Linked DNA regions of Homo sapiens: region 2 is linked to region 1. The links are chromatin loops, found by intact Hi-C in ENCODE. Cell type or tissue: HCT116. All regions are shown on one strand.

Evidence for each region. A loop is a pair of places that touch in the nucleus more often than their neighbours do. Peaks named below come from ENCODE experiments on the same cell type or tissue, not always from the same donor. Only the 100,000 strongest peaks of a DNase experiment are listed, where the experiment ranks them.
Region 2: a loop joins it to region 1, with 10 times the contacts of the local background. A loop is called at or near these places in 74 of 110 quality-filtered maps.

Annotation. Positions count from the first base shown.
Region 1 is chr20:816,821-820,820 of GRCh38, forward strand. No RefSeq gene overlaps it. Among named protein-coding and RNA genes, the nearest start is that of FAM110A, 15 kb to the right of the region's middle. RefSeq lists a silencer at 763-939. In HCT116, a CTCF peak has its summit at 2,329 (motif pointing right); DNase peaks (open chromatin) are centred at 1,621 and 2,351; H3K4me3 peaks cover 1,181 bases; H3K27ac peaks cover 673 bases.
Region 2 is chr20:1,211,058-1,215,057 of GRCh38, forward strand. No RefSeq gene overlaps it. Among named protein-coding and RNA genes, the nearest start is that of C20orf202, 9.6 kb to the left of the region's middle. In HCT116, a CTCF peak has its summit at 2,056 (motif pointing left); a DNase peak (open chromatin) is centred at 2,064; H3K4me3 peaks cover 766 bases.

The DNA.
Region 1 (4,000 bases):
TGCAACCTCCGGCTCCCAGGTTCAAGCAATTCTCCTGCCTCAGCCTCCTGAGTATCTGGGATTACAGGCGTGTGACACCACACCCAGCTAATTTTTGTATTTGTGGTAGAGACGGGGTTTCACCATGTTGGTCAGGCTGGTCTCGAACTCCTGACCTCGTGATCTGCCCGCCTCAGCCTCCCATAAATTCTACATATTAGTTTGGGGAGTGTGTATTTACCACATACACATCTACAGGGAAAATCTGGAAAGGTAAATGTCGAATTGACAACAGTGGTTACTTTTGTTATTGTGTGTGTAGAGAGGGGCAGGGGACAAAAAGGAAAATGAGGAGTGATCAAAGGGGACTTTAATTTTCTTTTTTTTTTTTGAGACAGAGTCTCAGCTCACTGCAACCTCTGTCTCCCAGGTTCAAGTGATTCTCCTGCCTCAGCCTCCCAGGTAGCTGGGATTACAGGCACCCGCCACCACGCCTAGCTAATTTTTGTATTTTATTTTAGTAGAGACAGGGTTTCGGTTTCACCATGTTGGCCAGGCTGGTCTCAAACTCCTGACCTCAGGTGATCTGCCTGCTGCGGCCTCCCAAAGTGCTGGGATTACAGGCGTGAGTCACTGCACCGGGCCCCCAAAGGGGACTTTAGACTAAACTGAAACATTTTAACTTTCCAGGAATCTGTAACCCTGCTATTATATAACCACAAATTAAAAATTACTTTAAAAAATGAAAAAAAAAAAAAAAAAAAAAAGGCTGGGAGCGGTGGCTCACACCTGTAATCCCAGCACTTTGGGAGGCTGAGGCAGGAGGATCACGAGGTCAGGGGTTTGAGACCAGCCTGGCCAAAACGGTGAAACCCTGCCTCTACTAAAAAGACAAAAATTAGCAGAGTGTGGTGGCACGTGCCTGCAGTTCCAACTACTCAGGAGGCTGAGGCAGGAGAATCGCTTGAACTTGGGAGGCAGAGGTTGCAGTGAGCCTAGACTGCGCCATTGCACTCCAGCCTGGGCAACAGAGCAAGACTCCGGCTCAAAGAAAAAAAAAAAAGGAAAAGAGAAAAAAAAAGGAACAATAACAACAACAAAAATTAAATGCTATCTTGTGTTGCATCAATAGAAGTCTTACGTGCAGCTCAAGGGAGGTGACAGCCCCCTCTGCTCTGCTCAGACCACACCTGGGACCTCCTTTCCTCTTCTTGGCCCTGTCCCGTGAGAAGAATAATGACAGCCTAAGGCATGCTGGGGGTTGGAGATGGGGGGAGGCTGGGGCCATCTGCACATGATACAGATCCAGGAATAGTCCCTTTACCCAAGCGGGAGAAACTGGGCAGGTGAGCAGCTTCCAGGTGTGTGGATGGCAAATGGATGCCAGACTTTAGGATAGGAATCCAGGGGTGCAGCGGATGGAAAGTCCAGCCCAGGATGGGGCATAGTTTTCCCACCCAGCTAGGGAGGGAGGGTAGGGGCTACTCTGGGGTGTCAGGAGTGCCGAAGCCTGAGGTAGGCGCAAGCCAGGCAGCATGGCAGCATCCTTCCAGAGGGTGTTGTGCAGCTGTGGAAAACAATTGCTGGGAGGCCGGCAGGGGCAGTGGTGGAGGAGACCAGAGCTTAATTCTAGGTGAGTCACAATAGCCTCATCTGTAGAATGAGTGAGGGGTGGGGCGTAGTTTCAGATTTTTTTTTTTTTTTTGACACGTAGTTTCGCTCCTGTTGCCCAGGCTGGAGCGCAATGGCGCAATCTCGGCTCACCGCAACCTCCGCCTCCCGGGTTCAAGCGACTCTCCTGCCTCAGCCTCCTGAGTAGCTGGGATTACAGCCATGTGCCACCATGCCCGGCTAATTTTGTATTTTTAGTAGAGACGGGGTTTCTCCATGTTGGTCAGGCTGGTCTTGAACTCTTGATCCGCCCGCCTTGGCCTCCCAAAGTGCTGGGATTACAGGCGTCAGCCACCGTGCCCCACCAGTTTCTGACTGATTTTCTTTTTTTTTTTTTTTTGAGACGGAGTCCCGCTCTGTCGCCCGGGCGAAGTGCAGTGGCGCGATCTCGGCTCCCTGCAAGCTCCGCCTCCCGGGTTCACGCCATTCCCGGGCCTGGGACCACAGGCGCCGCCACCACGCCCGGCTAGTATCTTTTTTTATTTTTATTTTCAATAGAGACGGGGTTTCACCGTGTTAGCCAGGACGGTCTCGATCTCCCGACCTCGTGATCCGCCCGCCTCGGCCTCCCAAAGTGCCGGGATCACAGGCGTGAGCCACCGCGCCGGGCCCAGCTTCTGATTTTATGCAGCTGGCGGGATCTTGTTCTTGGTCCTTTAAGGCGACCGGAGGGATTGCAGTTTTAAAAACTCGCCAGCAGAGGTCGCCTTCTGACGGATTTGACCAAAAAATCCATTCCGGTGGGAAAGGGGAACCTGCGCCTGCGATTCTCTCTCTCTCCCCCTCTCTCCCTCTCTCTTTCTCTCCCCCCCTCTCTCTCTCTCCCTCCCTCCCTCTCTCCTCCTACTCCTCCCTCCCTCCCTCTCTCTGTCTCTCCCTCCCTCCCTCCCGCTCTCTCCCCCCTCCCCCTCTCCCCCTCCCTCCCTCCCTTCCTCCCTCTCTGTCTCTTTCTTTGAGACAAAGTTTCACTCTGTCACCCAGGCTGGAGTGCAGTGGCACGATCTCCACTCACTGCAACCTCTGCCTCCCGGGGTTCGTGATTCTCATGCCTCAGCCTCCCGAGTAGCTGGGATTACAGGCGCCCGCCACCACGCCCGGCTAATTTTTGTATTTTTAGTAGAGACGGGGTTTTGCCATGTTGGCCAGGCTGGTCTCAAACTCCTGACCTCAAGTGATCTGCCTGCCTCGGCCTCCCAAACTAAGATTCATTTGTTGACTAAGTGAATAAAAGGGGAGACATTGAAGAGGGGGACCCGACTGGATTTGGGGGTGAAGGTGGAGTTGAGAGTGACTTTGAGGCTTCTGCTTGAGCAATGAGTGGAGGGTGCCTCTCCTGAGCTGGGGAAACTGGGGCAGCACTGACGGAGGGGACACAGCTACAGAGGGGAGAACCCTCTCCTGCCGGGGCTGCGGGTTACAGCCTGCACTGCGATTCTCTGATCTCAGGGACCTCAGACTTCTGGGGCCCTGTCCCCTACCTCTGTGTATGACCCTAGCTGGCTGAGGGCTGAAGGCTTGCTGTTGGCTCTTTCTGCACCCTCAGCCTTCTCCTTCCTCTTCCCTCTGCAGGACTCTGTCCTGGGTCCTTAGGAAGAGTCCAGGCCCCAGGACAGGGAAGTTGGGTCAGGCCTGGACCTCACATTCCCTGCCTGTCCCATGAGGTGGACAGTGAGAGGACAAATGCCTGGACCCCTGGCCCCAAACCCAAGAGCAGATGTACCGGAGAAGAGCTTCTTAGAGCACCAGGTGCCAGGGCTGCGGTGGAGAATCAGGGGGGCCCAGGGGAAGGGGCTGCAGATGAGGGAGGAGATAGATACGGAGGGCCTGTGTGCCTCCCAGATACAGGGCTGGCTTTCCCAGCCCAGAAGGTTCTTTCTGCCTTTCCCAGTCTTCTTCCATTCTCATTTCATGTTCACACTTTTGGCCATACCCAGGGTCAGCCATGAAGATTGTTCTCAGAATGTTTTCTTTCTTCCTTCCTTTCTCTTTCTTTTCTTTCTTTCTTCCTTTCTTTCTTTCCTTTCTTTTTCTTTCTTCTCTTTCTTTTTTTCTTTTCTTCTTTCTCTCTCTTTCTTTCTCTCTCTCTCTCTCCTTCCTTCCTTCCTTCTTTTCTTTCTTTCTTCTTTCTTTTTTTGAAACAGAGTCTCACTATGTCACCCAGGCTGTAGTGCATTGGCACGATCACTGCTCACTGCAGCCTTGACCTCCTGGGCTCAAGTGATCCTCCCGCCTCAGCCTCCTGAGTAGCTGGGACCACAGGTATGCACCACCATGCCCAGCTGATTTTTTAATTTTTTGTAGAGATGGGGGTCTCACTGTGTTGCTCTGGTTGGTCTTAAACTGCTGGGCT
Region 2 (4,000 bases), 390 kb after region 1:
GGTTTTCTGTTCCTGTGTTAGTTTGCTGAGGATGATGGCTTCTAGCTTCATCCATGTCCCTGCAAAGAACATGATCTCATTCGATTTTATGGTTGCATAGCACTCCACTGTATATATGTACCACATTTTCTTTATTGTGCATTTGGGTTGGTTCCATTGATGTGCATTTGGGTTGGTTCCATGTCTTTGCTATTGTAAATAGTGCCGCAATGGACAGCTACCTTTTTTTTTTTGAGATGGAGTTTCGCTGTTGTTGCCCAGGCTGGTGTGCAATGGCATGATCTCAGCTCACCGCAACCTCCACCTCCCGTGTTTAAGCGATTCTCCTGCCTCTGCCTCCCAGGTAGCTGGGATTACAGGCGTGCGCCACCACACCCAGCTGATTTTGTATTTTTAGTAGAGACGGGGTTTCTCCATGTTGGTCAGACTGGTTTCGAATTCCCGACCGCAGGTGATCTGCCTGCCTTGGCCTCCCAAAGTGCTGGGATTACAGGCCTGAGCCACTGCGCCTGGCCAACAGCTACCATTTTTAAAGTCAGGATAGTTTAGTGATCGTAAGTACAGCCTGGAGCCTCACTGCCTGTGTCCAAATCCCAGCTCTACAATATACTGATTGTGTGCCCTTGGGCAAGTCATTAAACTCTCTATGCCTTGATTTTATCATCCGTAGAATGGGGATAATAGTATTGCCTATCTCCTGGGGTTTTTGTGAGGAATAAATGAGTAAATCCATGGAAAACACAACCGTGCTTGTCATCTAACAACAACTATGTGTCATGTAAACTATTCATTATCATTAGTAATCATCTGCCCTAAATACCAGCACCACACACGGCGCTGTAAAGATCTTAGTGCACTGAACACACTCAACATCTCTGCAAGGGTGATATTAAATCTCCACTTTATGGATGAAGGAACTGAAGTTTAGTGGAGCTAAGTTGCCCCCCAAAAAAGCACAATGAGTAAATGGCAGCAGTGGCATTGAATCTCAGGCCTGTCTTCTGTCTAAGCAGGGCTCTTACTATTATATGATGTTGCTCTTCTGATCAGCCACAGTGGGGGAGTGGTGCCATGAAGAGAGGAAGCAGTGATGTCAGGCTCATAGGATCCCTGCTCCCTCCTTCTGGCAGGGTCTGGGGCAAGACAGTCTCTAATGTGTGTGAAGGCAACTCTAGGACAACACCTCTGTTATCTCTCCAGTAAGTAGGCAGACACAGAATCTGGTGATCCCAGTAATGCACACCCATCCCTGCTCCCAGCATATCTTGAGGCCCAGTTCTCTCCTGTCTCTGCCACCCTGCTTTGTTTTGCCCAAACCCTCCCCAGGTCATGGGGACAGCTCCTATTTCACTGGGCTGAGGTCAGTTTCACTGGATCAAAATCAAGGTGTTGGCCAGACTGTACTCCCTGCTGACTCTAAGAGAGAATTCCTTCCTTGCCTCTTCCAGTTTCTCGTGGCTGCTGGCAGTCCTTGACTTAGGCTGCATAACTTCAGTTTCTGTCTCTGTCTTCTCATAGCCTTTTGCTCTGTGAGTGTTAAATCTCCCTCTGTCTACCTCTTATAAGGAATCACATGATTGCATTTAGGGCCCACCTGGATAACCCAGGATAATCTCCGCATGTCAAGATTCTTAACTTAATCACATCTCTAAAGACTTTCACCTGCCTTTCTTTCCATATAAGGTAACATATAAGGATTAGGATGCGGAGAGGGAATTTCCCTCTCATTCCTTCTGGAAAGCATTCTCTGGCCAATGTGCAGGGCTAAGAAGAATCTCACATAGCTGCAGATTACCTTGGTCGCTGTCAGAAGAAGAACTTATGTTTGTTGAACACCTACAATGCACAGGCATTGTAACAGACCTGACCAGTGAGTACGTGTTAATATTTCCATTCGACAGCGGAGAAAACTGTGACCCAAGGAAGCAAAAGCAGGACAGTTGCAAACAGATGAAACTGAGGGTTCAAAGTTGGGCTTCTGACAAACTTGTTTAGATTTCGTACGCGCGCCATCGAAGACTACGGTAATTACGCTGTGTGTGGCCGCCACCTAGTGTCCATACAGAGCAATCCTTCCGTGAATCAGCCCGTTCCGGGTTGCAGGACTGGCTCACTCACCATCAGCTTTCCCGTTGTGGCGCATCTTACTGGGAGGGCCATGGCCCCAGAGGCTTTCTGGCTCCAGAGATCTGCGTTTGAACTTTAGCTCTGCCGTTGACAGAGTGATCTGGGGCCTCCTTCTCTGATCCTTCACTTATCCTTAACTCTAAAGTAAAAATGACACCTCTCAGAGCTGTGGAGAGGATGTTGGAAAGTGCTTTGTAACAAACTGGGAATAACTGGAGAGAATGGAAAGAAACATTGTCTGCAGTTGACCAGGCTTGGATTCATTTTAAAAAATACTTAATGTGCACCTGCTGTGTGTCAGGCACTGTTCTGGATGTGGGAATGTCGCAACAAATAAAACAGACAAAATTTATGTTTTTGTGTAGTTAATAGTCCAGCATTCCAGTTTTTGAGTCATTCATTCATTCATTTACAATATGTTTCTGGCACTCCTGTGTGCAGCACTTTCCCAAGCAATGGGCACAGAGGGTATCTAATATGGCTGGAACCCAGGAAGCCAGGGGAACAGGATGGAGCAAGTCCAGATTTGTGGGGCCTGAAGTTTATACGATTTAGGGTATCAATCATATACCCTAAGAGAAAGAATGCAAAGTCAGAAATACAGAATTAGGCTAGAAAGAGTTTTTTCTTTTATAATGAGAGATGAAATAAACTTTAGCTGGCAAAAATCACAAAACATAAAATCTAGAAAAGTAGCACAATATTAACTGCATGATATGGCTCTATAATAATTTTTCTCTACATTTTTTTCTGTAACTTCTTTGATCATCTAGTCATGATAACAATTTTATTATTTTATTTTCTTCAAAGAGACTGTGGAAATAATTCAGTCTCTCCTCTACAAGATTAATTTTTTTTGTGTGGGTACTTTAAACAATTTAAACATTGTAAAAATGCCATGTATATTTTTAGGATTATTGTCAATTTTGGGGAAGCCTCTATGTTCCTCTTATATATAAGCTGTAAGCCTTCTTGTAAAGTGACTAATTTTAAATGGTATTTGAGTGGATGGTACATTAGCCAATTTATTGTTGCTGTCCCTATTGTAGGGGTGTATTAGGAGTTTTACATTTTCTTCCTGTATGTCAGTGTTTCATGTTAAATAATTGAGAAATTAAAACTTTCCCAATGTATTTATATGATTCACTCCTTTTAATTACTTAGATTATCAAACAATCTAAGTCTATTAATTACTTTTGTTGCCAGAAAAGGGGGTCTTGATCCAGACCCCAAGAGAGGGTTCTTGGATCTCACACGGGAAGGAATTCAAGGAGAGTCGCAGAGGGCACTGAGAAGAAGTAGTTTTAGTGAAAGCTACTCGGTTACCGAGCAGGGCATCCTCAGAAAGCAAGAGGAGAAATACCTCATCTCTAAGTTTTTCTTACAGAGGGGACTTATCTATGTAAAGGCTAAGATTTGTCTACATGCTGGTGGACTAACAGCATGACAAAATTTAGCACTTTTTGATTTAAGGAAAGTTATCCTTGGCATTTTAATGTATACATCCAACAAAATGACTACAATCAAAAATGTCCATCAAGACAACTATAATTATCTTGAAAGCACATATTGTTATGGATACTGGAACATCTGGACTTTCCGTTGTTGTAGGAGTGCGTCCTTGCAGGTATCTTTAAGTTGTTTTCTCAACTGTAAACGTCTTATGAACATGGGTCATGACTGGCAAGGAATGGGTCTTGCTTGTTTCACGATGGAGTCAATTTTAAAATGGTGTAACCCTGGCTCTCCTATGCTCCTGTTTCCCTGACACTTTGGTTTGAAATGTATCTATTTCTCTTAATGAATCACTACTTTTGTTATGATCTGCAGGCTAGTTCATCTGTAAACACCTGACATCGGGAAGGCAGAGATG